Linked DNA regions of Homo sapiens: region 1 is linked to region 2. Evidence: read pairs that join two places in POLR2A ChIA-PET (ENCODE). Cell type or tissue: PC-3. All regions are shown on one strand. Each heading gives the region's core, and the rest is flanking DNA. Links, peaks and the distances in the headings are about the cores only.

Region 1 (14,858 bases), core at 145-8,144, 92 kb after region 2:
AAACATCCTGGGTTACAACTTGACATATATCCAAATCCTTAGAAATTTGCATTTCTTTGGACCTAGCATTTTTATTTCTGGGAATGACTCCTAAGGCAATACTTACACGTGCAAAGAGATATGTTTAAGAACTTTATTGCAGCCTTATTTATGATATCCAAAATTAGAAGCAACCCAAATTTCTACTAAAACATTCTTGGTTAAATACGTTACTGCTGATGGAATATTGTACGTTAATTTAAAAGGATGTTATAGAAAGATATTTCATAACATGAAAAGTTCAATTGAAAGTTTATTTTTTTTTTTTTTTAAGACTGAGTCTTGCTCTATTACCCAGGCTGGAGTGCAGTGGCACCATCTTGGCTCACTGCAACCTCCACCTTCCAGGTTCGAGCAATTCTCCTGCCTCAGCCTCCCGAGTAGCTGGAATTACAGGCGCCCACCCCCACACCATGCCCGGCTAATTTTTGTACTTTAGTAGAGACGGGGTTTCACCATGTGGGCCAGGCTGGTCTCGAACTCCTGACCTCAGGTGACCCGCCTGCATCAGCCTCCCAAAGTGCTGGGATTACCGGCATGAGCCACCACGCCCAGCCTATAAATTATTGACTAATATTTATCAGAACAAAAAGACAAAGTCAGAAAAAAAGAAGTTGGGGGCTGGGCACAGTGGCTGGAACTCCTGACCTCAGGTGATACACCAGCCTCAGCCTCCCAAAGTGCTGGGATTATAGGCGTGAGCCCCTGCGCCCGGCCTACGGCTCACTTTTTGAACCTCTACAGCTATTCAGTTTCCAAAGTGTAACCATTTTATCTGCTTGCTAATGGAAAGGAGTTCAGAAATAAATTACAGATTTGAGGAGGGAGAAATCAAACAAAAAGAGAGGCAATCTGTGAGCACTAACTTAGTGTAAAATCTGTTGAAAAGCATATTGCCATTTGCTCTCAAGTTAGTTTCTTGAAAATACAAGGGCATGAACACCTTCTTCTCTAAGTCTAAAGGTAAAATCAATTTTTATTCCTGAAAGCTAGCTTGCAGTTATAAAATTGCTATAATCAAACACTTCCCGTAAAAGCTAAAAGTTTTGACTGCTGCTTCAGTGTGTCTAATTTTCACTGTGCCATGATTTTTTAAACCCCTCTTAGATAACTGGAACACTGACTGGCATCAAGCCTCTAAAGCAGATTCAAGCTAAGACATTTCACCTGATTTAATCTTGTCTGTAAAGTGATTCGTCCTCCAGGAGAAGGCATCCTGCTTAGTGCTGCCTCAATCTGTTAACACACGAAAAAAATATGTTTAAATTACTGGCAGGGAGGTTTATCACACAGAATGGAAAGAAAAGGTTTTGGCTTAGTATTTCCTTGTCCATTTCATCTCAACTTAATTTCCCTCTGTCAATTAGTAACGACCACATGGCTCAAATCCGTTGCTAGCACAGCTCTGGTATGTTATCCCATTGTAATTTCCTGAGACAGGTTTGACTCAATAATTCCCTTCTCCTTAGACATAAGCATTAAGTTCAGAAAACAATTTTTAAAAATATTTGTTTGTTTTTACCTGGTCCTTTTCTTTTGTAAGTTCATCAAAAAATCGTTCTGTTTCAGCTAGGGTCCGAATTTTTGCTGTATATTCAAAATCATTCCCCTGTGGAGTGACTGAAACCGGCTTACACTGTTCGTAGCTAACTGATTTATTCTTCTCCCAGGCTGTTCTCACAGATACTTTCTTCACTCCATTTGGCACCGGTTCAGGGCAAGAGCTATGATTAACATGGTTATCGGTGGCTTTCTCAGAATAAGTTTTTTCTGTCAGAGAGGAGAGAAATTGCTTATATTTCTTATCAATTTTTCGTGTAGGTTGCATATATATTAAATATGTTGCCCAATTTCACTTTCTGGATATAGCTGCTATGTGGCCCAAAAAAGTAATGAAAAGAGATACAATAATCAATCTTATTTACTCAGTGCTTTTTTCTCCAAAGAATTCTGAAAGCTTTGCCCTCTGTTTGACAATCTTTGCAACTTCCCTTAATGAACTTAAGCAAACTTCATGTAAACATAAATGAACTTTAAGTAAACTTAAAGCAAAAAAAAAAAAAAAAGCTTAAAAACTAAATAATACATCACATTTAGTGGACATACACCAACACTAAACAGTTAATGTTTTGAGGGCCTACCCAAGTGATTTCACATACATTGTCTTATAGCTTTATTCCAAATTTAGAATATAAATGAGAAAAAAAAAGTTACCCAAAGCCTAAGCTGCATATAGAGAATAAAAGTAAAGAGAATAACTGAGCAGTGTGGCCCTGGTAATTAAACATCAACATTCCCTGTACCTCAGTTTCCCAACTTTTCAATGAGGATAACAACATTGACATAACAACACGTAGCATCATGAGTGCTTAGTTTCAGACGCCCTTGAGTGGGAAAATATTTAAGTGCAAGATATTATAATATTTAGAACACTGAGAGATACCAGAATCTCAAAAAATGAATGATTAAAACCATAACTAATATTTTTTAGGAAAAGATACCTTCCGAGTCATCTAGAGGAAGAAACTGGAGTTGCTTTCTTGGATTGGTACGTTGTAATGTAGACACAGGAACAGTATCTAAATCATCCAAAAGTATATCAAATCTATTGAATGAAGCAAGTTACTTGTGAGAAAAAAAATGTTAACTGATTTTCCCTATCTCCACTACAAAGATGAGCTGGCATCCAGCTAACTCACATATTTATGTATTTTCTTAAAAGAAAGCTGGTTATGTAATTGTCTAAAACTGAAATTTATTTCTATTTTCTAACAAAATTGTATTTACAAACTAAAGACTTAAAACACTTACCCATACATTATCTCATTTGATATTTATAAAAACCTTATGAAATAAGCAGGGTAGTTATTATTATCCCCGTTTTATAGAAGAGGAAACTGAGGTTCAATGTGCTTAACTCATCTCCGCAAGAGCCTGACAGAGTTGGGTCTGGAACCAAGAAGCAACATCCCTCCCCGCTAATAGCACACACAGCTGCCCACACTTCGGAGGGGACAGATTCTCAGCAGCACAGGTAAACATGCATTTGGTGCCAGGGCCATACCAGTAAAGCCCACTTTCCTGTACAAATGGCCCAAAAGTTTTCCCGTATCATAAACCTTTTCAGGAAAACAAAGAACTATCATTCTACATACAAAAGCTGACAGGGGTGCTGAGGTGATAATTTAAAATCTAGTAGTAGCAAGTTTACATAGTTAAAAACTGTGTTCATTGTACTGCAGTACTTTAGTTGTAGTATGACATTCACTTATGATTTAAATGAAATTCACAGAGTTCCCACTGGTAACTGAAAAATTAGTGATAGCTAGAGACATAAGTCAACATTTAGAAAAAAATCACTAATATAGTAAACTTTATTCTACAATTTTAGAGAACTTACCGAATTGGACTGCTCTCATTTTTGCTAAGCAGATGACTAAATCCTGGGGACAAGTTTTCTTTAGGGGATCGCTTTGGACTATAAGCCACAGTCACTGGTGTTAGCATAATCTCTCTTTTTGCTATAGAAGAAAATGAAGAGGAAATATTCTTTTCCTTCTATATGTATCAGCATAACAGTTTCTTATTCAGTATTTTTTTTCTAATTTTGAAAGGAATATAATTTCAACGTAAAACTTTGAGAGAGAAATAAGAGTGTACAAAAAAATAAAATCACTCATAATCCTAACACCTAGAGGTAACCACTGTAACACTGTAGTATATCAGACAGTACTTTCAGCACTCTGACTCAAAACTGGTTTTTCAGGATTTTAGAAGTCGACTGGAAATAAGATGGAAACAGCAGTACACTACTGAACATTCCTATAACACAATAATAAGAATCTCCTCAGCTGGTGTGAAAACGGAAATTCAGGACAGGAATTCAATGCTTCAACTTTAAAACCAACCTGTTATTGGCTAAAGAAAAATGGTGACTAATGCTAAGTACTTGAGATCAAATACATAAGAAGTATATTTGAGACTAGCTTGGATTAATTTGATTGAATTAATGTTTGGATAGCTGGCATTTTTAAGTATTAGTTGCAAACAATTTAGTGGACACAATAAATTATTAGTATTAGTTGTAAACAATTTACTGGACACAATAAAAAATCTCACTTTAATAAACAGATTTCTTCATTTACATTTGTAGTATCTATGTGATCAGACAATTTTATTTATGAACAAGATCTTATTTAGGGGTCCTCTGCTCAGAGTACTCTACTAGGTGCTGAGGATACAAGAGAAACCAGAAACAGGCAAGCAGCGGGCACAAATAGATTTGACTCAGAGATCACGCTTTTGAACCCAAGAGATGTACACATCTAACTCTTACTTGGAGTACTTGATTTACGATTTGAAGGTGGTAAAGATGATGATCTCTGTGAGGCCGAATTAAGTCTCTTTTGTCTCTGTTGGGCACACTTTTCTGGAGAACGACTTGCATTAACTGAAGTTTCAGTTTGCCGAGGATTTACTACAGCAGACCAAAAAAAAGCAAAACAAAAAACAAATCAAAACAAGCCTACGCTTCAGTTATCCACCTTTATTAACAGGTGGTTACACATGGTTACACACCAAGCCCCACAGCTTAGGTTCTGCTCAAAGCATTTATTCTCACCAGCTAGGTTATAGTGACTATTTGCAAATGCACCACATTATAATGATAAAAAATGCTTGATGAAGAAAAATATGGGAGTTTATAATGAATTCATTCTGGCTCCCTGTTTACAATCGGCATTCAAGGTGATTTTCAAGAGGGTTATTTTTAGAAAGCAGGTTACTAATTTATTTACTAAGAGACACTGCTTGGGAGATGTAACCGCAAAGACGCTGGCAGGATGACTAAGGGGTCTGAGAAAGCAAGCATAGTGGAAAAGGAGAGAAATGTATTGGTGACCTGGACCTGTGAAAAAACACAGTATTAAAGACACTACTTGCCTTATCTACAGATGCTCAGTAACCAAGAAAGAAGAGGAAATGTTATATCTCACTTCATGAATACCAAATGCCTATCACAGCCTTCTGATGTGTGCAAGTAAGATGGACTGACAGGAATTTTTCAAATATCCTTAGGAATGCCATGTAAGGCCAGGAGCAGTGGTTCACGCCTGTAATCACAACACTTTGTGTTTACACTTTGTGTTGTGTTGTGGAGGACAAGGCGGGTGGACCACTTGAAGCCAGGAGTTCGAGACCAACCTGGCCAACATGGTGAAACTCCGTCTCTGTTAAAAATATTAAAATTAGCCGGGGGTGCTGGAGGGCACCTGTAATTCTAGGTACTTGAGAGGCTGAGGCAGGATGATAGCTTGAACCCTGGAGATGGAGTTTGCAGTGAGCTGAGATTACGCACTGCACTCCAGCCTGGGCAAAAGAGTGAGACTCTGTCTCACTGTCTCAAAAAAAAAAAAAAAAAAAAAAGAATGCCATGTAAGCCTTTTTCATAATCGGAATGTAAGATTCAACTGGCTTTGTACAAAAGGTACATGTTATGCCAGAACTGTGATAAATTATTAACTAGGACATTCAATTCTCTATGAAACGGGGCTGAAGTAGCAGTAAAATAGCAAGTTTACAGAGCTAAAACTTTTAATTTCATTACCTAAATATTTTAATTTTAACGAAGGTAATATAAATGGGGAAAAGATATCTATATCCATCTATCTCAAACAAGGAAATACTCACTATTTGAGGTGTCCTCTTTCTCTGTCTGTGTCCCCCAATTTTTAAATATTTTTCCCTCATCAAGTTCTTTTAAAGCTCTCATGATCGGCGTGTCTGAAGTCTCTCTTTGCTTTTTTATCAACAAGCTTGTTGATGAACTTCCAGGTGAAGAATCCTTTTCCAGAGGTGAACGGTGCCTTAAACAATAATTTTAAGACATACAGTGCTATGGACTAAATGTCTGTATCTTGCCCCCCGCCCCCACACCAAACATACATGTTGAAGCCCTAATCTTCAATGTGATGGTGTGTGGAGGTGGGGTCTTTACGAGGTAATTAGGGTTGGATGAGGTCATGAGGGTGAAGCCTCCAAGATGGGATTAATGCCCTTATGAAAAAGGGAAAGAGGCAGGAGCGCTCTCTCTGTGCACACACACCAAGGAAAGGCCATGTGAGGACATAACCAGGAAGAGGGCCCTCACCAAACACTCAGCACCCTGATCTTGCACTTCCAGCCTCCAGAGGTAGAGAAAGAAATGTGTGTTGTTTATGCCACCCAGTCTACGGTAATTTGTTATAACAGTCCAAGCTAAAACACACACTTTACTGGGGTTGTTAGGGGAATAACAGAGTTGACAATTATACTCCACAATGAGCATGCTTTGCAATGCAAATAAATTAAACCTGCATACAGTGCTTTCCCATCCTTCTAGTCCTACACTTAGAGGAACAGCATCTGCACAGCACCCTGGAGTAAGCGGCTGAGGCTGCTCACGCAGGCTCGGGGCTCGGGCTGGCCAGAGCCATCTGAAGTGGGAGAGGATCTACATCTTTTGTTTGTTTTTAGACAAGGTCTCACTCTGTCACCCAGGCTGGAGTGCAGTGGCACAATCATAGCTCACTGTAGCCTTGAGCTCCCCAGGCTCAAGTAATCCTCCCACCTCAGCCTCCCAAGTAGCTAAAACTACAGGCGCATGTCACCATGCCCGGCTAATATATTTATTTTTTGTAGAGGTGGGATTTTGTCATGCTGCCCAAGCTGGTCTCGAACTCCTAGGCTCAAGCGATCCTCCACGTTGGCCTCCCAAAGTGTTGGGATTACAGGCGTGAGCCACCACACCTGGCCTGAGGATCGACATCCTATCCTAATCACAAACCCATACTGTGCCACTGAGCACAGGTGGGGAAGCTTGGCAGAGCTCATGGAAGTAAAATATTCTAAAAGTAGTAGCCTTTCAAAGTAAAATAAAAGTCAGGTTCTCAAAATTAAGACATTAAAGAACCAAAGAGAGGGCTTCCCAAACTTTTAAAAGCAATTGAAATCTCTAAGAAAACATAACATCCCTAAATAGAATCTTTAGCAAAGTTATCTCACCCTAGGCTACAGGTTTCCTCCAGCTGGTTATCCACGTTACTGTCCTGGGTGTCCAGAGGCTGGCCAGTAAAGATGGAATACTCTGCACCTGGAATCAGCCATTTCCGCCTGCTGACGTCTGAAGTTGCTAGTGTGCTATTAGAATGAAAACGGTCAGGCATTATAAAGGTCTGCACTTCATTTCAGACTGCATGTGCATATAAAACAATCTGCTCTCAAACAGTATTTACACATTTGTACACTAATTTAAAAATCACATGTAACAATCTATATTTTGGATACAATTTATTTTACAGTTTTATGATTCAACTTAACTGTTGTTCTAGGTTTCTGTTACTTCTGAATCTCAGTCAAGATTCAGGTACTTGCGGCTCTGAACATTCCCCTCACTGTCTCTCAGGCATTTCACACCCTTTACACTCTGTGCCCCTACTGTAGCTGAGGGTAAAGTGCTGAAGGAAGCAGGGCTGCCCTTCTTGTTCCCTTCAGACCAGCACTGTCCAACAGAATCTTCTGCAAAACCAGAAATGCTATCTGCACTGTCCAATGCAGCAGTCACAAGTCAGGTGTCACTACTGAACACCTGAAATGTGGCTGCTGAGACTGAAGAACCAATTATAAAACGTTAATTTTAATAATGAAAGTTTTCAGTATCAAAATGGAGTCACTAATGTCAAACTCCCAAAAAATGGAGCTGGGAGGCACAAAGGAGCAGCCTCTCACACAGATGCTGATTATGGGAACTATTCTGAATTCCTCAGAACGACAGTATTCCAGATAATAAGCTGCTTGTACAAGGAAACATCCCTAACAAGGGATGTCTCCACCACTGAGCTAATGCTAATGCCTGCAACATGCTCCTGTAACCAGTGGTCTTTGTTTTAAAATAGCTTAGTGGACTGTGGACTGCCCTTTGTCTTTTAAAGTTTCCTGTGTCCCAACCCCTTTGGACATGCTTATGGTTCACCACAGCATGCGTACTCCAGCTTGCAAACCCCCAACATTTCCAAATAAATTTCTTTGGAGAGTCAGTCTCTGTCACTGATTTTAGGTTGACATGATTGATTTAAATAGTAATAGTGGCTGTTGGCAGGACTGTACTGAACAGCGCAATTCTAGACATTGCTCCCCCAGCTCATCTGAGGTTCCCACCATCATGTTAACCCCCAGTCATTCCCCAGACTTTAGAGCCTGCCTTGTTTTCTCCACACCTATGCCTGTTCTCACACTAGGCAACTTCCTGACCACTCTCTCCAGTGAGGTGACCCTCTACTCCTCAGCCAGCCACCTCAGAGGGTACTTGCTGGCTTTTGTCAAAACCAGAGAACACACTCCCCTTAAGAAACCAATACTCCAAAGACTGTGCCCCTATTCTGCCTCCCGCCCTCAAGCTTCAGCAACGTGACCTACGATCCTTGGCCTCTCCATTTTCCATTTATCAACCCCTCCTAGTCTGACTAGGTCCTCTTGATCTACCCTGAAGTCCACACTCACGATACTTTCTCTCTCACCTTTCACCACACCTGACTGGCAGCAAAATCTGAGGACTGGCTGACTACAAAGGCCGCGCTTCAGGTCTCAACTCCTACCACTGAGCTTTGCTGGAAAAAAGCCACCAGCTGGGCAGACTCATCACCACCTCAAGCGGACACCCCAAACCGCCTGACCGCCTGGCAACATGACTTTCTTTTTTTTTTTTTTTTTTGAGACGGAGTCTCGCTCTGTCACCCAGGCTGGAGTACGGTGGCGTGATCTCGGCTCACTGCAAGCTCCGCCTCCCAGGTTCAAGCGATTCTCCTGCCTCAGCCTCCCAAGTAGCTGGGACTACAGGCGCCTGCCACCACGCCCGGCTAATTTTTTTGTATTTTTAGTAGAGACGGGGTTTCACCGTGTTAGCCAGGATGGTCTCGATCTCCTGACCTCATGATCCGCCCACCTCAGCCTCCCAAAGTGCTGGGATTACAGGTGTGCGCCAACGCACCCGGCCGGCAACATGACTTTCTGTAACCAGCAAGCTTCAGTTCTCCAAACATGACTATCTCACACCCTTTCCACCCTCCTCAAACCTCCCATCCCACCTTCGTTGACAGGTGAAACTTTTGAGTCAAATTCAAAGAAACACCAGAAACCATGAAACAACTCTTGTTTTCTCTCTGTCCCCTTTCACAACCAAACATTTTAGAGGCTGCCTCTTCTATCTACATTCACTTCAACTCCAGTCACTCTTTCCCTCAGTTTTTTTTTTTTTGAGACAGAGTCTCACTCTGTCGCCCAGGCTGGAGTGCAGTGGCGCGATCTCGGCTCACGGCAAGCTCTGCCTCTTGGGTTCACACCATTCTACTGCTTCAGACTCCCGAGTAGCTGGGACTACAGGCGCCCACCACCACGCCCGGCTAATTTTTTGTGTTTTTAGTAGGGATGGGGTTTCACCATGTTATTAGCCAGGATGGTCTTGATCTGCTGACCTCGTGATCCACCCACCTTGGCCTCCCAAAGTGCTGGGATTACAGGCGTGAGCCACTGCGCCCGGCCCAGTTTTTAAATTAAGAACTATTTCAGGGCCAGGCTCAGTGGCTCATGCCTATAATCCTAGCACTTTGAGAGGCCAAGGCGGGCAGATAACGAGGTCAGGAGCTCGAGACCACCCTGGCTAACATGGTGAAACCCCGTCTCTACTAAAAATGCAAAATAAAAATTAGCCAGGTGTGGTGACGGGCACCTGTAGTCCCAGCTACTCAGGAGGCTTAGGCAGGAGAATGGCATAAGCCCAGGAGGCGGAGTTTGCAGTGAGCCGAGATTGCACCACTGCACTTCAGCCTGGGCAACAGAGCGAGACTCCGTCTTAAAAAAAAAAAAAAATCTTCAAACATTCTTGGAAAATTACAAAGAATACTATAACAAGCATCTACTCACCCATTCTCAGTTTTAATAAATGCTAAGATCTTGCCAATTTTTTTTTTTCTTGAGATGGAGTTTTCCTCTGTCACCCAGGCTGGAGTGCAGTGGCGTGATCTCAGCTCACTGCAACCTCTGCCTACCAGGTTCAAGCAATTCTCCTGCCTCAGCCTCCACAGTTGCTGGGATTACAGGGGCCCACCACTGTGCCCAGCTAATTTTTGTATTTTTAGAAGTGACGGGGTTTCACCATGTTGGCCAAACTCCTAACCTTAAGTGATCTGCCCACCTTGGCCTCCCAAAGTGCTGGGATTACAGGTGTGAGCCACGTGCCCAGCCCGATCTTGCAAAATTTGTTTTTAATTATAAGACCAATTTTTATATATTTAATTACACAGAAGGCATAATGTATTAATACACATTTTTAAATGTCTTTTTTTTTTTTTGAGACAGGGTTTTACCCTGTCCCCCAGGCTAAAGTGCAGTGGCATGATCATGGCTCAGTACAGCCTCGACCCCTCAGGCTCAAGTGATTCTCCCACCTCAGCCTCCCGAGCAGCTGGGACTACAGGCGCGTACCACCAACCACCACACCCAGCTTTTTTTTTTTTAAGACAGAGTCTCGCTCTGTCACCCAGGCTGGAGTACAGTGGCTCGATGTCGGCTCACTGCAACCTCCGCCTCTCAGGTTCAAACCATTCTCCTGCCTCAGCCCTGTGAGTAGCTGGGATGACAGCTGCGTGCCACCACATCTGGCTAATTTTTTTGTATTTTTAGTAGAGACGGGGTTTCACCATGTTGGTAAGGCTGGTCTCAAACTCTTGACCTCATGATCCACCTGCCTCAGCCTACCAAAGTGCTGGGATTATAGGCGTGAGCCACTGTGTCTAGCCGCTAACTTTTTATATTTTTTGTAGAGACAGGGTTTTGCCATGTTGCCCAGGCTGGTCTCAAACTCCTGGGCTCAAGCAATTTCCCCACCTTGGCCTCCCAAAATGCTGAAATTATAGACGTGAGCCACCACACCTGGCCTTTAATGCTTTCTCTGTTCAATATTATGTTTGAAATTTATCTGTGTTAGTACATATAAGCTCTATTCATTTTTATCATTTACCCATAGTATGAATATATTTGTCCTTTCTCCCGGCAGTGGAAATATGGTTTTTAATATGCAGCCTTTCGACAATGCTAAAATTAACACGTGTGAAAATTCCTCTAAGGCAAACATCTTAACATGCAACTGTGGGATTTGGTGCACATCTTCAACCTCTCTGACTGTTGCCAAATCACTCTCCAGACAAGCTGTATCAACTGTCAATCATTACTTTGAGAGTTCCTGTCTCTCCATATCTTTGCCAAACGTTAAAGTGTTTCAATTTTAAATATAACCTGTCCGATGGTGTGAATTGTATCTTATTGTTTTAATGTGCATTTTCATGACAATTAACATGTTCTCATTTTTATTAGCCATCAGGGATCTGTGCGCTGCTTGTTATATTCTTTTACCATTTTTTGTTGAGAAAGTTATCTTTTTCTTATTGATTTGTAAGAGTTCTTTCATCTTCTGGATACTTTTCCTTTATTCGTTCCTGTTCACTTTAAAAATACAAAATATCAGCCGGGGCCAGGTACAGTGGCTCACGCCTGTAATCCCAGCACTTTGGGAAGCTGAGGCGGGCGGATCACTTGAGGTCAGGAGTTCGAGACCAGCCTGGCCAACAAGGTAAAACCCCGTCTCTACTAAAAATACAACAAATTAGCAGGCATGGTGGCACGTGCCTGTAGTACCAGCTACTCGGGAGGCTGAGGTGGGAGAATCGTTGAACTTGGGAGGCGAAGGTTGCAGTGAGCCAAGATTGTGCCATTGCACTCCAGCCTGGGTGACAGAGCGAGACTTTGTCTCTAAAATAAAATATCAGCCAGGAACTGTGGCTCACGCCTATAATCCCAGCACTTTGGGAGGCTGAGGTGGGCGGATCACTTGAGGTCAGGAGTTTGAGACCAGCTTGGCTGACATGGCAAAACCCCATCTCTACTAAAAATACAAAAATTAACCAGGCATGGTAGTGGGCACCTGTAATCCCAGCTACTTGGGAAGCTGAGGCAGGAGAATCGCTTGAACATGGGAAGCAGAGGTTACAGTGAGCCGAGATTGTGCCACTGCACTCCAGCCTGGGTGACACAGCGAGACTCCATCTCAAAACAAACAAACAAACAAACAAAAAACATATATTATATATATATCTCAAGCACACATAGACATACAGGTAATATTCATGCCAACCATCCAGCTTTATAAATCTTGGTTATATATTCTTTAAATTAAGAGTAGAACACTATAAAGACAACTAAAGCCCCTGTGCACCTCTCCAATCTCATTCGTTCCCTCCCAAAAGCAACCATTTATACTAAATTTGTGTTCAGCATTCCCATGCACGTTTTCATACGTTTACTATGTTTGCATGAACCCATAAGAAATACAAAATTGCTTCACATGCTAAAGTCAATATAAATAGTATCCTATTTCTTCTGCAACTAGTTTTTTGTTGTTCCATATTATGTCCTTAAGATTAATCCACGTTGACCGTCTAGCTGAGGATCAGCAAATTCTCTCTGTAAAGGGCCAGAGAGTAAACACTTGAGGTTTTATGGGCCAGTGTCTGTTGCAACTACTCCACTTTGCTGTTGCACAAAAGCTGCCGTAGATGCTATGTAAGTGAATAAGCTTGTATTCCATGAAAATTGTATTTGTGGACACTAAAATTTGAATGTTATACAATTTTCTTTCTTTTTTTTTTTTTGAGACAGAGTCTCACTTTCTCACCCAGGCTGGAATGCAGTGGTGTAATCTTGGCTCACTGGAACCTCCGCCTTCCAGGTTCAAGCGATTCTCCTGCCTCAGCCTCCTGAGTAACTGGGACTACAGGCACATGCCACCATACCCAGCTAATTTTTGTATTTTTAATAGAGATGGGGTTTTGCCATGTTGGCCAGGCTGGTCTCGAACTCCTGACCTCAGGTGATCCACCTGCCTTGGCCTCCCAAAGTGCTGGGATTACAGGTGTGGGCCACCACGCCCAGTCCGTCATACAATTTTCATGTGTCATGAAATATTCTTTTTTCCCAAACATGTAAGAATGTAGAAACCATTCTTTACTCAGGGGCCTCACAAAAACAGGTAGTTCATGCCACATGTGGCCCCACAGGCTGGGGTCTGCCAACTCGGTCTCTGCCACCTGCATTGTCATGATGCAGTGTCATGCTTGAGTGTATGACAGTATTTTCCATATTCCAGCTGTTAGACTTTCAGGTTTTCATTCACTTTTTTTTTTTTTTTTTTTTTTTTTTTTGAGACAGAGCGGTGCTCTGTCACCCAGGCTGGAGTGCAGTGGTGCGATCTTGGCTCACTGCAACCTCCGCCTCCCAGGTTGAAGTGATTCCTCAGCCTCCCGAGTAGCTGGGATTACAGGCCTGCACCACTATGCCTGGCTTATTTTTGTATTTTTAGTAGAGATGGAGTTTCGCCATGTTGGCCAGGCTGGTCTCAAACTCCTGACCTCAAGTGATCCACCTGCCTTGGCCTCCCAAAGTGCTGGGATTAAAGGCGTGAGCCACCACGCCCAGCCTGCATTCACTCGAGTACCCTCTGAATGGGCTTCTACTGTTATCACTCTATCCAGACTGTTCACTAAGCATTAGCCTCCAGCTTGCAAAGACCTTGCAGTCTTCACCTTGATCTCTCAAGCAGCAATGTGAGATTATGACATATATTATACATCAGTTTTCATTCACAATTCCTGGCTCATAACTTTCATATCCCTTGTTGCAGTCAACAGAATCTCTAACCTTCTCCTGTCTTCCTTTTACCTTACCAGGGTAGGACTCTAATCTGATTATGGGTCATAAGACTCTTGTTCGAATCAGAGAGGGTCCTGCCTCATCCTCTGGGGGAAGGAATGCTGCACAAAGAGGCCAAGAAGGATCTGAACAGAAAGGCCTTGCTGGGTTTAGATCACATCCTTTCTGTCCAATCACATTTCAACACAGTCGTCCAAGCTTCAATCAGGCCTGTCCAATGAAACCTCCATAAAATGCCCAAAAGGACAGGGCTCCAGAGCTTCTGGAGAGCTGAACAAGAGCTCATCCACGCACTGAGGGGGCATCACACCCCAGCTCTACTGGGAAAGAAACTCCTGTGCTGGAGATCCTTCCAGACCTTACTCTGTATCTCTTCAACTGGTTGTTTATTTGTATCCTTTAAAATATCATCTGTAATAAGTTGGTAAACATGATTCTCTGAGTTCTATAAGCCACTCTGGCAAATTAATCAAACCCAAAGAGAGGGCTGTGGGAACCTCAACTTGAAGCCAGTTGGTTAGACGTTTTGGAGGCCTGGACTTGCAAATGGTGTCTGAAATGGGAAGTCTTGGGGACTGAGCCCTCAGCTTATGGGATCTGACCCTATCTCTGGGTAGATAGTATCAGAGATGAATGGGAGGCCACCCAGCTAGGTCCCATGAAGAACTGATTGCTCGCTTGCTGGTGAGGAGAAATGTCACACATTCTGGGTCACAAAAGTCTTCTGAGTCTATTTTTGTTGTGCTGGTGTGAGAGCACAGGGAAACACAAGTTGGGTTTTGCACTCAATACCGGTGGCTGCTTGTTTTCCTCTAGCTTTTTGGCAGCGCTTTCTCGGGTTCCTTTGCCAGCTCTCTCTATCCAACACCAGTGTCAGAGTTCTTGCCCCAGGCCTACTTCTCACTAAACACACTCAGTTTACATCCATTCTACAACTTTACGCACCATCTAGAAAGAGACGACTCCAATTTTTTTTTTTTTTTGAGACGGAGTCTTGCTCAGTTGCCCAGGCTGGAATGCAGTGG
Region 2 (14,858 bases), core at 2,328-10,327:
CCCATTCTGCAGGCACTTGCCACCCACAGCCGCTGGAGGCCCCTGGACGGCTGCACAAGGCCCTGTCCATCCTTGTGCAACTGCAGTGCTGAGCCTGGAGCAGCTGCCTCATCGGTCTGTGAGGTCAAGCTCAAGGGGCCACCCAGAAGGCTTTCCGAGAGCATCCAAAAAACCAGAAGAAAGGGTGAAGAGGTCCCCGATGGCATCCAGGGTTCCCCCATAGCCCTCCAGTCACTGTCATGGGGCAGGCAGCAGGACTCAGCTCATCTCTAGCTGCTGCTTTGCAGGGGCAGCATGAGAGCCACCTGGTGCCAGGGACAGCGCACAGGGCTCTGCCCAGAGCAGGTGCACAGCAGACACTGGAGACGGAGTCAATGGGGAACCAACGGGGCTGGCAGGAGAGGCAGGAGGATGCAAGACAGGAACAACCATTTATGGGGCATTTCCAAGGCACCAGGCTCTGTGGGAGCAGCTGACACACCTTGTCCCAGCAGATTATGTCTTTTTGACAGGTAAAAGCAAGGGGCCCAGAAAAGGGAAAGGATTTTGGCAAGTTGGTGTGAGACTTGCAGGAGGCCAGCAAGCTCAGAAGGGCTGTTCATTTTAAATGATTAATTGTATGTAAAGCCTGTGGGTGTGAGGATGAGGAGGCAGCTCCCCAACAGGCACCCTGGGCTGGCCTGGGAGCCTTAGGGGACATCATCCCCAAGGTGGTCTGTTGGTTCTCTCACAGCAGGAGGATGGGAAGGAATGGATGGTGGTCAGGCAGCCACAGGGGCACTGGTACTGGCAACACTCAGCACTTCCTGCATTCAGGGGCACCCTCTGTCATCCTGGACAGCAGAGACTTCTAGAAGTCAGATGCAGGAAGTGCTTCCCAGAGCAAGATTGTCTTTCATTAACTGCTGGAGACGTGGGGCAGAGACTCACCCAAGGTCTGCAGCAGGCCTAAGCCTTGTCCCTTGTTGTATCCAGCCCTGTATGCGTTTGTGTGCGTGTGTGTAGACAAATGTCACCTTCACAGCTGAGGTGTCAGTGTGTCTCATCTGCGATGGGCCAGGGGAAGGAGATGAAAGCTCTTGCAGGTGCCATGTGTTGAAATGGCCACTCCACCATGTGCCCAGTGATGTATCCGAGAGGAGCTCAGGGAGCCAGGGCTGGATGCAGGCAGACAGCCTGGCCAGGAAGGAGGCCAAGTGTCAAGATCGAGCAAGGGGAGGGCCTGACGAGGGGTAGAGAAGACCAAGCTGGGAAACACACGGAGTGGGCTGGTGCAGGCAGGGGCAGAGGGTGAGGGGCCGTCACTGTAGATGCCCTGAAGACTGAGCATTGTGGGTACTCCCCACAACCCACAAACTCATGAGCCAGCCAGGAGCAAGAGCAGGGGTCTGGCTATGTATGCCACCATCATCTCCACTGCCTTTGTGGAGTGAGTCCGTGACCTCACCCCACAGCTGTTGGGGGTGGGGGCATGAACCTCTGAGACAAGCACAGACTGAGAGCTGGGAGACAGACAGACTCCTCTCTGCAATGCCCATCCTGTGAGAGGGGCTTAACCACCCCCTGGGATGGGCTACAAGGTACTGCTATTAGAGAAAGTTCCTATACTGAACAGTTTGCCCCACTGGGACTCAACCTGGGGTCTTGATTGACTTTTTGGAGCCACATGCAGCCTTTCTCCTCCAGGACACCTTAAAATACGTGTCTGACTAGTACACCCTCTCCACAGTGGCTGCCTACTGGACCCCCTCGGCTGCTCTGGGCTCTCTGATTCTACTCGTGGAGGCAAAGTCGCCCTTGCTGATGACAGGGCCTGAGGCTGCTAAAAGCCCTGGGTGTGTTTCCTGGGACCCGCTGCCAGGCCACACTCCCCGGCCAGTGCAGTAGGTTTGCCCTTTATCTGGTGACATTCTGCCTGCTGGGTGCAAGGGGTTGAATAGTGCAGCCCCCTCCCCAAATTCACATCTAACTAGAGCCTCAGAATGTGACCTTATTTGGAAATAGGGTATTTGTGGATATGATTAGTGAAGGATTTCTAGATGAAATCATACTGGATTGAGGATGGGCTCAAAACCCAATGACTGGTGTTCTTATAAGAAGAGGAGAGAGTCTACAGCCATGGCCATGCATGGTGGCTCATGCCTGTAATCCCAGCACTTTGGGAACCAAGGTGGGTGGAACACCTGAGGTCAGGAGTTCGAGACCAGCATGGGCAACATGGTGAAACCCCGTCTCTACCAAAAATACAAAAATTAGCTGGACATGGTGGCACATGCTTGTAATCCCAGCTACTCAGGAGGCTGAGGCAGGAGAATCGCTTGAACCCAGGAGGCAGAGGTTGCAGTGAGCCAAGATTGTGCCACTGCACTCCAGCCTGGGAGACAAGGGTGAAACTCCATCACACACACACACACACACACACACACACACACACACACACACACGCAAAAGAAGAAGAGGAGAGGACACAGGAGACACAGGAGAAGGCCATGTGAAGGCAGAGGCAGAGACTGCAGTGATGCAGCCACAAGCCAAGGAACACTTGGGGCCACCAGAAGCTGCAAGAGGCAAGGAAGGATTCTCCTTGGAGCTTTCAGAGGGAGTGTGGTCCTGCTGACAGCTTGATCTGAGACTTCTGGCCTCCAGAACTGTGAGAGAATAAATTTCTGCTGTTTAGGCCATGCAGTTTGTGGTCATTTGTGACGGCAGCCCCAGGAAACTAGTACATTGGGTTTGTGGCATTGGGAAACAGGACACACTCTGAGCTGACCACATATAGGTCAGCTAGTGTCTCCTGCTCCGGGCACCCTGCAGGAGAACAGCCAATGGGTCTCTTGGCTGGAAGGGTGACACTAGCATCTGGGCAGGACTGAGGCAGCCTGTCACCAGGCTGTTAGCAGGGCTGCAGCCCAATTAGCTCAGGGCATGCGAGGAGCCAACGGTGAGAAACCCGTCTGCATCCAGGCTCTTAAGACACTTGAGGGGAAGTAGTCATGTGGCCCAAAGTGCACTGGCCTCCCCCTGCCCAGCCTCCCCACTTTCTCCACCTCCCCACATGGTACCTGAACAGCTTTTTCTAGGCCCCCATGTCAGGTCAGGCCAGCTCAGCTTTGCTAAAAATCCACGGGCACGGCCGGGCACGGTGGCTCACGCCTGTAATCCCAGCACTTTGGGAGGCCAAGGTGGGCGGATCACAAAGTCAGGAGATCGAGAACATCCTGGCTAACACGGTGAAACCCCGTCTCTACTAAAAATACAAAAAATTAGCCGGGTGAGGTGGCTACTTGGGAGGCTGAGGCAGGAGAATGGCGTGAACCTGGGAGGCGGAGCTTGCAGTGAGCCAAGATTGCCCCACTGCACTCCAGCCTGGGCGACAGAGCGAGACTCCATCTCCAAAAAATAATAAATAAATAAATAAATAAATAAATAAATAAATAAATAAATAAAAATAATCCTTGGGCACACCAGCCCTAAGCAGACAGCCTTAAGAACTAACGCAGGGACTGCAGGTCTTTCTAATCAGAAATGCTTGAAGCGAGATCTGAGAAATACTTAACAGCCCCCTAACCCCAAGGGGCTCAGCATCCCCTACCTGTCTCCACTTTTGGAGACCCTCCCATAATGGGGAGCTGAGGGAGTTGGCCAAGACTTTTGGAAGCTTTAGGACTATGACCAAGGGTTTCTCTGAGATTCTGCAGAGTTTGGAATCTCAGAGAGCTCCAGCACTTACGAACCCCAGGCACCTCCACCACCCCAACACCATAGGCTCTGCCCACTTCAAGGGACATGGTCAGGACAACTGTAGGATTGATAATGTCAGAGCCAAGATGGTTAAGTCCAGCTTTTCTCAAACTGAAGTACAGGGATGAGCTGCTTTAGAAACACCCAGTGAGCTTGTTTAAAATGTAGATTCCAGGGCCAGGTACAGTGGCTCACACCCTTAATCCCAGCACTTTGGAAAGCTGAGGTGGGAGGATTGCTTGAGACCAGGAGTTTGAGACTAGCCTGGGCAATATGGTGAGACCCCATCTATACAAAAAAATTAAAAATTAGCCAGAAGTGGTGGATTGTGCCTGTAGAACCAGCTACTCAGGGGACTGAGGCAGGAGGATGACTTGAGCCCAGGAGGCTGCAGTGAGCTATGATTGCACCACTGCACTCCAGCCTGGACAACAGAGTAAGACCTACTCTCTAAAAAAAAAAAAAAGGAAAAAAATGCAGATTCCTATGCGCTGCTCCCAGACCTGCTAAATCAGAACCTCTGTGTGAGAGGCCTCAGAACCTGCGTTTTAAACACATCTCCTGAGGTTATCAGGAAGCCCTCCAGAGAATGAAACACGGGGCCTGGTACAATCTCCCCTGCAGACAGATGGAGAGACTGGAGACAGGACAGGGATTGCTGCAGGCCACGCAGCAAAGAAAAGGCCAGAGTCCACACCTCTCCTGGGCTTGCTGGGGTCCCTATAGGCCTGGAATCAGATGGCCAGAGTCCTCTGTGCTCAAAGAGCCCTTCCCCCAGGTGAAGCTTCCTCGCCTTCCAGGCCCCCTGGAAGCCTTCCCAAGCCCCGTGGGCCGAGTCAGCACCCCGGGCACCTTGCGCCCACTTTCCTTTTGGCATTTATCAGACTGCACTGTAGCCACATGTTTGCCTTGGAGCTCAGGGCCCGAGCCTTGTTCAAAGTTGTGTCCCCAGGGCTCGGCCACAGCAGTTGCTTAATAAAGGTAGGTACCCAGCAAATATTTGTTAGATAAAAGATTTTAATTCCAAACTCTGTCCCAGAACAGTTGTCTGACCTTGGGCAGGTGACCCAACTTCCAGGCCCCTTCCTGGAACAGATTCTGGTCATCTGCCCTGACCGTTTCCCAAGGTGACAGTGAAAAGCCAGATGCAATGCACTCAGGAAGCTGCCCAGCAGTGGGGCTCTGCACCCGGTGCTCATATGACAAGCAGGGGCTCACTGAGTGACTGGCAAGGAGCTAAGAGTCCCCAGGTTGGCAAGACCCAGCCAGGAGAGTCTGCTGATAAGATACAGCCCAGGGACAGACGAGTCCAGAGGTTCTACTAGCCTTGAGCCTGGGGCAAGAGGTCGCCATGCCCTGGCCCCTAGCCCAGCTCTCTTCACTGCTCTTGGGGCTTAAATCATGCCCTAAGCCCATGTCCACTGTGGGGAGCAGGGACTGGGCCCTGAAAGCTATCAGACTGCAAACAGAAGATCACATCAAGTGGTGGTAACAAGGGCCTGGGAGCTGAAGCAGGTCCCTGGCCTGTGTGGGCCTTAGTGTCCCAGCTATAGTGAAGGGGTTTGAGCTGGACCGTATCCAAGGGCCCCAGGACCGTGTGGGCAATGGCACCGCTGTCACAGCTGCTGTCATCAGCACCCTCAGGGCCTCATGGCAGGCATTCATGTTGGTGTGGGCATCAGGGAAGGTCTGCTCCTCTGGACAGAGGCCTCCTAGAACACCCAGGCCGGGCAGCCCAGAGGAACATGACACACGCTGAGTCTGGGAAGCAGGCGATGTCCCCCCTCCCAGCTCCACTGGCTGCCCTGAGGAGCAGAGCTGCCCATGGGATGGGCTCCCTATGAGACAGGATGCTCCTCGGTGTGCCACTTCCTCAAGCCAGGCAGTAACAGCTTACACAGGCCAGGCCTCTTCCAAGGAGGAGCTGGGGAGCTTAGGCCTGCCCCCCATGCCTTCTAAATAACCCCACAGGACCAACCGGTTCTTCAGACCAGGCTAGTTGTGGGGGCAGCCCTAAGGGCCCCACATCAACATGCCCCTTCGCGCATCTGCCCAACTCAGAGAATGCCGTGACGTGTGACTCATGTTGGGGCCACATGGAAGGGATGTCACCGAGTCACCAGGTCAGCCCTTCCTAGCTGCAAACAGGGGGATGCAGGGAAGGAGGCCAGCAGAGAGAGGGAGTTGAACTCCGTTCTGCCTCCAGGAGCCTATCCAGCTGGCCCAGCTCAGTGTGATTCCAAGGAACTCAGGAAAGCTGCCCTGGGTCTGCCTGGCTCAGTGTCCCCATCTAGCAGGTCCGACCTGGGATCCTCGAGTGTCCACTGTTGCTTGGGAGGGAGCAACAGGCTGAACTCTTGAGTAGGGTGGGCAGAGGGCTGCAGGCAGCAGAGGGGGACAGGCATGCCGGCTCTTCTCTAAGTTGAAGCTGCCAGCTGGTGTCTCAAGCATAACTTCCAGCCCCTGCTCTTTCTGGGTCCAGGGGAGGCCCCTCCTTGGCACTGCAGCCATATCCAAGTTTCAGCCATGAAATATGGAGCTGCTCATCTTTTCCCTGTGCTCCCCATAAGCCACACTGCTGACCACGTGTTGTGCTTCCTAGGGTGGAGGACAGCCAGAGAGAGACCCGCAGGCTGGATAACTCTGCTGCCCACCTTCCCCTGAGGGCAAGCTCAGTCCAGGGAGTGGCTCTGGGTTCAGGTGGCTGGCAGGGTACAAACGGCTCGATGATCACACCTCCTGACAGAAAGCTCTGCTGGCTAAGACACCGCACTGGCTCTCCAAACATTTGGGAGCATGAAAAGCAGCGGTTGGCCTGGCCCTGATCCTAGGACAGCCTCTGGTACAGAGCAATCTGACACTGGAGGAGAGCCCCACAAGACGATCATCCGCTTCACACGCTCCTGCGACGAGGCAGGCAAGAAGCACAGAATCTTGAATTCTCACACAACGCCCATGGGGGGACCATCACTCCCATTCCACACAATAGGAAACTGAGGTGCAATGGGATTAAGCAGCTTCTGTGGGTCACACAGCCAGGACTCAAAACCCGAGCCTATATGACTACCAAGTTTTGCTCTTCTACCAGCTTAGGAAGGTCCTAGAGCAGCCCAGTCCCGATCCTTTCCATCTCAGGAATCTAGAGTCCTGGAAAGGGGACTTCAGCCATGCAATTAGCACAGGCCCAGCAGGCAAATGAAGTCAGGCGGAAGGAGTGTTTTAAATTTACCCATTCCCCATTCTCTGTCTGCACAGGCTTGACAAAGCCTGTTCACAGCCACAGGCTGTGATAATGGTGTGCCCACGCCTAGAAAGCTGTGAAGTGCTTTACAAGGGCACAGGGTGACAGGAAAAGTGAGGACGCTGGCATGAAACAAAGTGCTGGGCACACACCATCCATTTGTCCTTCCCATTCTCCTGAGGGCATCCATCGCTAACTCTGCTGTGCACACCAGGAAACTGAGGCTCCGAGAGGTCAAAGGAATTCTCCAAGATCTTATAATCAGGCTGATGGTAGACAGGGGACAGGGACAAGGTCTTCTAACTTGCATTCTCCCCTGCCCTCCAGCCCCTGAGCATAGTCTTGCTTAGAGAAAGGTGATGGGGACTTGATGAGGAAAATTCCTCTCACTATGGCAACAAGGTGGGGAAAGTGAGGCACAAAGTAGACAGCAAGTTAAGGCTGGCAATTGTCCCTCTCCTGTCTTCTCCCAAGACACACCTACCATTTGCAGAGTGACAGAGCATGTTCAAGTCCCTCATTCATTCATTCCCACCAAACTTGGCTTTGTCAGGGAGACAGTCAGGTCTCAGAGAGATCCACTGGGGCAGAGCTGGGACCCCAGACTCTCAGACTCCAGGCCTAGTGCTCCCTGTCAACAGCTGCTCAAGGTTTTGAGGTTAAACATTCATCTGAAAGGGGCTTTCAGGATGCCGAAGGCAGCAGAGAGGGCCACAAAGCTGACCTACTGGGTAAACCTGCAACTGAACGTTGGACCAAATAAAACCAGCACCCAGTCAGGAAACCATCATAAGATACAACTTTCCCTCACCTGGAGCTCTGGAAGAAGAGGCTGTGGCCACCAGGCAAGGGCCCTGGGGAAGTCATCCAAGCCAGAATCCGGAGCCCCAACAGGGATCAGGGAAGGAGCCTGACTTCCGAGGCCTGGTGTTTAGGGAGAGCCCTGCCTCTTGAGAGTTTGGCTGGTGTGATTCCATCGCCTGCCCCCCTCCCCAGAGCTCCCTATCCCCTTCAGGGATGGCCAGCTGTCTCCAGCTTCCATGAGGATGGAGCTTCCGTTTTATTCACTTGGCTTCTCATGGGTCGTTAAGGTACAAACCCTCTGCTATTTGTTACATCGGTATACTTTCAACCTCTTAGGAAGAGCTCTTAAATGGATGAGCCTTTTTTCTTCCATATTTCATTTTCATATAGTCTCTAAGCTACGGAAAAATTGCAAAACTAACATAAGAACTCCCCTCTACACTACCCAAAAGCAGCAATTGCTTCCCTTTTGTTCCATCTGCCTTGCATCTGTGTCCCTCCTGCTCTCTGTGTGCATCTCTGGGCATAAACACTCCTGACCCATTGAAGAGTAAGTTATGGGAATGCCTTGTCTCTAACAACAGCCTACCATTCGCCACCGCCTACACAGGTGGTTCATCTCCTAGCACATCACACCTGTTCTCTGTGGTGAGACACATGAAGTAGACAGTGTTATCTCTATGTTACAGATGAAGAAACTGAGGCACATATCTCCTCATGTGCAGTGCTGCTCCTACTACCCTGAGCCACCAATGCTGAAATCCTCAGCCTAAAACACATAGACCCCACGATGCAGACTGTCTTTCTGATGATACATGATGTAGCAATTTTTAAAAGAAAGGGAGCCACTCTGCTCCTATAGCAGAATAACAGTGGATCAGGATCAGAGTGACCCGGATTTTCCACAGTGTAGAGTGGCCTCGTACTCTGGGTGGAAGCCCTGGGGCAAGTGAGTGGTAGGGCAGATGCAGGGGGCTCTCCTCCAGCTCATCCCCAGGCTGCCTGCTCCTTCCTCTCTCTAATTCCTTCCTTTTCTCTTCTCAGACAACTAAGGTGGGTGGCCGTGGAGTGCAGGGAGAGTGAGCACCCCCCAGCTCTCCTCACCCAACCTCCTTGGCCTCCTCCCATACTGAGCACCCGCTGAAGGACAAGGGCTGAATATAGTCTTCAGGCCAAGAGCCCAGCAGCCATGCCCGGTGCAGAGCAGGTTGCATGTATAACTAATGAGTGAGGCAGAGGGAGGGAGGGAGCGAAGGAGTGAAAGAGCCAAGGATCCAAGTTCTGGTTCTGCCTTCACAGGCAGGCTACTCAACCCTCCGAGACTCGGTCTACTTATCTGTAAAATGGGAGCAACGCCAAGTACTTCTAGGGTGGCTGCAAACTGTTAAATCAGATGAGACTTGGGAAAGTGTCTGTGAAGTGGATTTAAGATCCCAGTGCAGACATAGGTTAAGGAGTTTGCTGAGCCCTGCTCTGGGAATTGAAGCAGAAAATGGGAGAAGCAGAATGCAAAGTTAAAGATGCCCAAATACAAATGCCACACTCACATTCACTGCACACACTCTCACATACCCCATAGGCACACACAGGCACATATACATGCCACACACATGCACACACACCTCACACACACAACATACCACACATGCACATATAAATACACACATGTCCATATGCACACAACACACACTCACATATACACCCCCCACATGAGCACACCACACACGCATATGCAAACACATCACACACCTCACATAGACACACACATGCCTACACATACACCCACCCACCCACACACACACACAAACACACACATATGGCCTCACAGCTCAGTACACCCTAAGCTTATCAGTCTCTGATGAATCCCTTCCCTTTGGGCTGGCGGCCCTCAGAAGCCCTGGACAGAAAGCCAGCACCCAGAGGCTCCCCTGCAGACACAAACATGCCAATCCCTGTAATACACCAGACCATGCAACAGAGCACCAGGGAGGAAAAGAGGGAACAGAGGCAGCTCTTTCCAGAAGTGGACAGGGACAGTTGTCTCACTCAGGTGAGACACTGAGCTGTAAAGCAATGCATAAAAAGGACAGCTGTCTGATCTTAACAATCCTGGGAACCGTTTACATGGGATCATGTTAGCATGAGAAGAATGCCAAATGGTAGGTACACCCCTGCTAGCAGGCAGGGAAAACATATTTGTGTGTGCGTGCATGTGGGTGTGAGCTTGTGAGTTGCATGTGCATGCCTGCATGGCATGTGCACATGTATTTGTGTGAGTGTGCATGTGGGGAGGCTGTGTGTGTGTATCTGCAAGCATATGTGCACTTGTGGGCAAAGGCGTGTATGTGCATGTATAAGTACGTGTGTGTTCAGGAAACTCACAAGAGAGACTGGGGGAGAGTTTAATGTTCATGAGCTTCTCTCTTCCTGCAGTTTAAGTCATCATGCAACACCACCAACAGACTTTTTCAAAGCTAGGCACGGGCTGGGCGGGGGCCAAGGCAGATGTTCTGAGTCCCAGAATCTCTGACCCGCATCAGAGCGGCCTGTCCTGCCCAGCACAGCCTGGGTGGTGGATTCCACCATGCTGCAAGCCAGGCCAGGGAAAAATAAATCAGACTTTCTCCTGGGAGCTTCACTGGCTTCGTGGGGTCTGTCTGAACCACAGGGCTTCCCACCACGCCCTTCCCTGAATCCCAGCGCTCCTGTCAAATTAAAGAAAGAACCACTCACCGCCTGAAAGCCAGCCAATGAGGTGATTATTCCAATTTTCCTGGAACGAGCTTTCCACACTTTCACAGGCTGGAGCCATCGGCGGCCCAGGCTCCCACCTCTCCAAGCTGCTCTCACGCCCCCTGCGGCTCCTTTCAAGTTAAGTCACCACTACGTGAAGTTATACTTTAGAGCAGCCGCTGAGAAAGGACACAGGAGGGCGGAGAGGCTGGGGCAGAGCACTCACGATCTACCTCAGGCAAATGCAGCCAGGCTGGAGGAGCCGGCCTCTCTCCTCAAAAGCCAGCTTGGCTCTGGCTGTTCTTTTGACTTTTGGGCTTGGTAACTGAACACACACTTGCATTGCCCTGAGCTCACACGAAAGCCCTCAGGGCAGAGGAAGCCCAGCAGCAACGGCAGGGCCGGGTGCCTCCCATAGAGGCTGAGAGCAGAGATGACGATCAGGTGCTGCCACTTGTGGGCTGGCCTTTAAGGTGTCACATCAGATTTTCCGCTCACTAGCAAACCAAAACCAAACTAAACAAAACTAGCACATGGCCTCCCCGCCCATCACATAACTCGTAAACCCATCAGAATTCCCAGCAACCAACCAGAATCCAGATGCCCGTAATGTTGTTAAGAAGCCTGCACACCGCCCAGATGCCAGGAGGGTCTGGGTGATTCTCCAGCCCCAAAGCAGAGGAAGAAACAGCACAGACCTGTGCAGACACAAAAGCATTCCTCTCATCCTGCCCAGTTGTAACCCATCTGATTGCTCAAAGAGAAGCACCAAGAATTGAGGGTCTCTGGGGGGCTCAAAGGCAGTTTTAAAGAAACAGGGCTTTGGGGAGATAAACATAGTTTAAAGATGCCCAACCACAGAACCACACAGGGAGTCCTGTCTCAGGCCACCTTCAAGGCTCTGATGCTGTTATTAAAACAATCTGACAGAGAGAATGCTGAAACAAAAAACAGAATCCAATCAGGTGCTCATGAGGCTGAAGTCCTATATTCAACTATTCACTTTGTGAGCCAATTCTGGTCCCACCCTCAATCCCCACTGCACCCTGAGACACAGACACATACTGGAACATCTAGACTTCTCTGCAGTCAGCCCTCCAAGTTGAGTGCCTCTTTCAGAGTTGACTATGGGTTCCCTGGTACCTGAACTCTGAAGCTCCCTGGTGAGTCAGACAGGGCTACTTGGTGTAACACTTCCTATTTAAAGATCAGAGAGGGGTTACTCTCAGACACCATTCAAACCCATAACTTCTAAGAACTGGGTGCTAAATCCGGTTTCTTTGGCCCTCACTTTCCATCAACACGGGAGCTGTTCTTGTTGACAACCAGGGGTTCTTTTTTCCATTGCCTGCTGCACAGGAAGCAGAGGTCACGGTGGGAGCTGCCTGTGCCGGGCATGGGTCGGAGTGTGTCTCCCCGGGCTGCGCTGCTGAGGGGTTAGCCTCACAGATTCCCTCTGGGAAAGCCACTTAAGAGTCATTCTGAATGCATCTACTGGGGATGGGGAAGAAATGATGCAGAATGTTGACCCACTGGGCAGCAGGCTTGAAATCCTGCCTGACCAAACTGTGCCGAGGGGCTGTCCCAAACAGATGGTGCTATCCAGACAGACACACTGGCAGGGCCGCTCTGCCTGAAGCCAGCCAGCAGACGATCCTCCCTACACCACCTTCTTGGAAATCTTGGTTATGGGGGATATCGGGGTGGGGAGGGACACCCCTTGTTATCAGGGGTGGAGAGGGACAAAACATTTCCTCACTGAACTCTCATTTTCAGATAATGAAGGATTGGTCAGAGAGACAGCCAACGTGTGGCCAACAATCACCACTCCAGAGCCCTGCCCCATCTAGGGCGCACGTGCATGCCTCTGAATTTCCTCCCCTTTCCTTGGTCCAACCACAGTCCAGGAAAGCAGATTTTCTATGCCCCGTGGCAATCACAGTGGAAAATGGAAGTACAATGGAGTGCTGTACCTACCCAAGCACCAGGAGGCAGGAGTCGAGCTACTCACAGACTCCCTAGAGGAGAACTCCACGCACCCAAACTCTGCTGTGCCCCCTCTGAGTTCTGAGCATGCCAGGTGAGGCCTCTCCCTCTCTCTCTCCCTCCATCCCAGCTCTTCGGAGAGAAAGCAAGCAGCCCGCGTGACCAGACAGAGCCTTCCTTGCTAATAAACCCATCCTGAGGCTGTGACATGTTTCAGAAGGAGCAGAAAATTACCTTTTAGGAAGCCAATGTGAGGGAAGGGGTGGGGGGACAAAGTATCAGAGCCAGGAGGTGTGCACCACAGGAGCCAGGCTGGGGTCGCGCAGCAGCCTCCCATCCCTGCAGAGGTCCGCTGAGCTCCCCATGCTGCCGGCCTCAGGGGGCCGCCCCCAGCACGCAGCTCTCCCAGCAGCCCATGCCTGGAGACAGAGGACACTGAGGAGCACGCGTGTCCCCAGGATGGGTGGACGGAGGAGCTGGGAGACTGGGCAGGGATGCCGGAGGAAGGGAGAAAGGCAGGCCGGAGAGGAAGGGGTGGGGAGCGGAGAGGGAGGGCGGGAAGGAGGGAGAATTGATTTTCTCTCCTCCACTGGGACCACTGAGCTGAGTTGCCATGGAGAAAGGGGAGCCGCTGGCAGAGCCCAAGGCGGGCGGAGGAGCCATATGCCAGAGGGAAGGCATCAGCAGAGAGCCAATCCCACAGTTCTGCTGCTGCAGCCTCCCCCATACCAGGCCTCAGGGTCCAGGTGGCCAGGCGGGGAGGGGTACCGGCCAGACCGGTGGGCAAAAGCAGCAGCTGGTGGCCACCACCATGCCAAGGAAAAGGGAGGAGATGGGGGCTTTCTCGCCTGGCTCGTGGTGCTCCGCTGCCCCAAGAGCCTGGGCCCTCCGTCTCACGCCACGATGCCCAGCCAGAGCCTGAAGTCGGGACCCCAGAGACTAAAGTGACCCTCTCCCCGGGCTTAGGTGATACCTTGTGTTAGGGGAGGCGTTGTGGATTTCCACCTGCCCGGCCTCCCTGTTTCTAAAAATCTGTTGCCAAATCCTGAGTCACATCTTCCCACCCTCAGGGATAAGGGGATACCCACCTATGGAAGGGCTCCGATGGCCCAGTGCCACCCATGTGGGAAGCAGAGGAGAAGGGAGGCTGCTGGGCACAGCAGGGGGAGGGGGCTCTCCTGGACACACTGGCAGGTGGATGGGGACTCCCAGGCTCCCCACGCTGGGTGGCATCTCCCATCACGCCTGTGCCAGCCTCACTGCTGCAGCTGCCCACGTCCCAGCTTCGATACTGGCTTCAGCCACCTGGCCCCACTCATACTGGGAGCAGCGAAATGGGGCTGGGAAGAAAGCCACGAGACCTCAGTGGGGTCGCAGTCTCTCTTCTTGGAGATCACATGACCAGGGGCAAGTCTGGTCACTTCCTTGAGCTTCTATCTCCTTATTACAGACAGAGATGATACCACGTTCTACCAACTGGCACTCCCAGGCACTCAGACGTGGCAGGACTTGGGGAAGGCTCAGGGCAGGCACTAGTGCTGTCCTGGGCCCATCTCAGGAGCTGCGGTCTCCTTAGGGCTGGGAGCACAGTAGCAGCATCCTCCAGCCTCCTATCTCTCCCTGCTCACTTGGTAGACTCCTCAGGACTAAAACTACAGCAGGTCTGCATCCGGCACCAGAGCCTACCAGGCCCAGCTGCCCTGACACAGAGACATCTAAGTTGGGGCACAGCCCAATCCCATCGCTTTCTCCCTCAGTGTTTTATTTCACTTCTTTTTCTTTTTTCTTTTCTTTTTTTTTTTTTTTTTTTTTTTTTTTTTTGAGACAGAGTCAGGCTGGAGTGCAGTGGTATGATCACAGCTCACTGCAACCTCCACCTCCTGGGCTCAAAACAATTCTCCTGCCTCAGCCCAAGTAGCTGGGATTATAGGCGCCCACCACCACACCCAGCTAATTTTTGTATTTTTAGTAGAGACAAGGTTTCGCCATGTTGGCCAGGCTGGTCTTGAACTCCTGACCTCAGGTGATCCACCCATCTCGGCCTCCCAAAGTGCTGAGATTACAGGCATGAGCCACCGTGCCCGGCCTCTCTCTCACTGTTTTATGATGAAAGTGTTCAAGCATATGGCAAAGTTGAAAACATTTTATAATGAACATCCATATATTCACCATCTAGATTCTACCGCTTCTTCTCACTTTTTTTATTGCAGTAAAATACATATAACACAAAATTTACCATTTTAACCATTTTAAAGTGTTCACTTCAGTGGCATTGAGTATATTCACAATGTTGTGCAACCACCACCTCTATCTAGTTCCAGAGTTTCAGCATCCCAAAAGGAGACCCATTAGC

Evidence for each region. ChIA-PET counts read pairs that join two places held together with the same protein. Peaks named below come from ENCODE experiments on the same cell type or tissue, not always from the same donor. Only the 100,000 strongest peaks of a DNase experiment are listed, where the experiment ranks them.
Region 1: POLR2A ChIA-PET joins it to region 2 with 17 read pairs; 12 of 35 experiments call an interaction of 5 or more read pairs at or near these places.

What each region holds. Positions count from the first base shown.
Region 1 is chr12:123,159,575-123,174,432 of GRCh38, forward strand. MPHOSPH9 (M-phase phosphoprotein 9) reads right to left here. Exons shown (of 24, transcript NM_022782.4): 17 at 7,081-7,215; 18 at 5,728-5,903; 19 at 4,376-4,516; 20 at 3,440-3,560; 21 at 2,541-2,644; 22 at 1,562-1,809; 23 at 1,207-1,275. Among named protein-coding and RNA genes, the nearest start is that of PITPNM2, 16 kb to the left of the region's middle. RefSeq lists a silencer at 13,595-13,795. In PC-3, for the core only: no CTCF peak of the experiment used is centred there; DNase peaks (open chromatin) are centred at 3,807 and 4,887; H3K4me3 peaks cover 357 bases; H3K27ac peaks cover 2,390 bases.
Region 2 is chr12:123,065,055-123,079,912 of GRCh38, forward strand. All of the region lies in intron 2 of PITPNM2 (phosphatidylinositol transfer protein membrane associated 2), which reads right to left. Among named protein-coding and RNA genes, the nearest start is that of PITPNM2-AS1, 8.9 kb to the right of the region's middle. RefSeq lists enhancers at 1-629, 788-1,289, 5,265-6,137, 12,894-13,615. In PC-3, for the core only: no CTCF peak of the experiment used is centred there; no DNase peak of the experiment used is centred there; H3K27ac peaks cover 111 bases.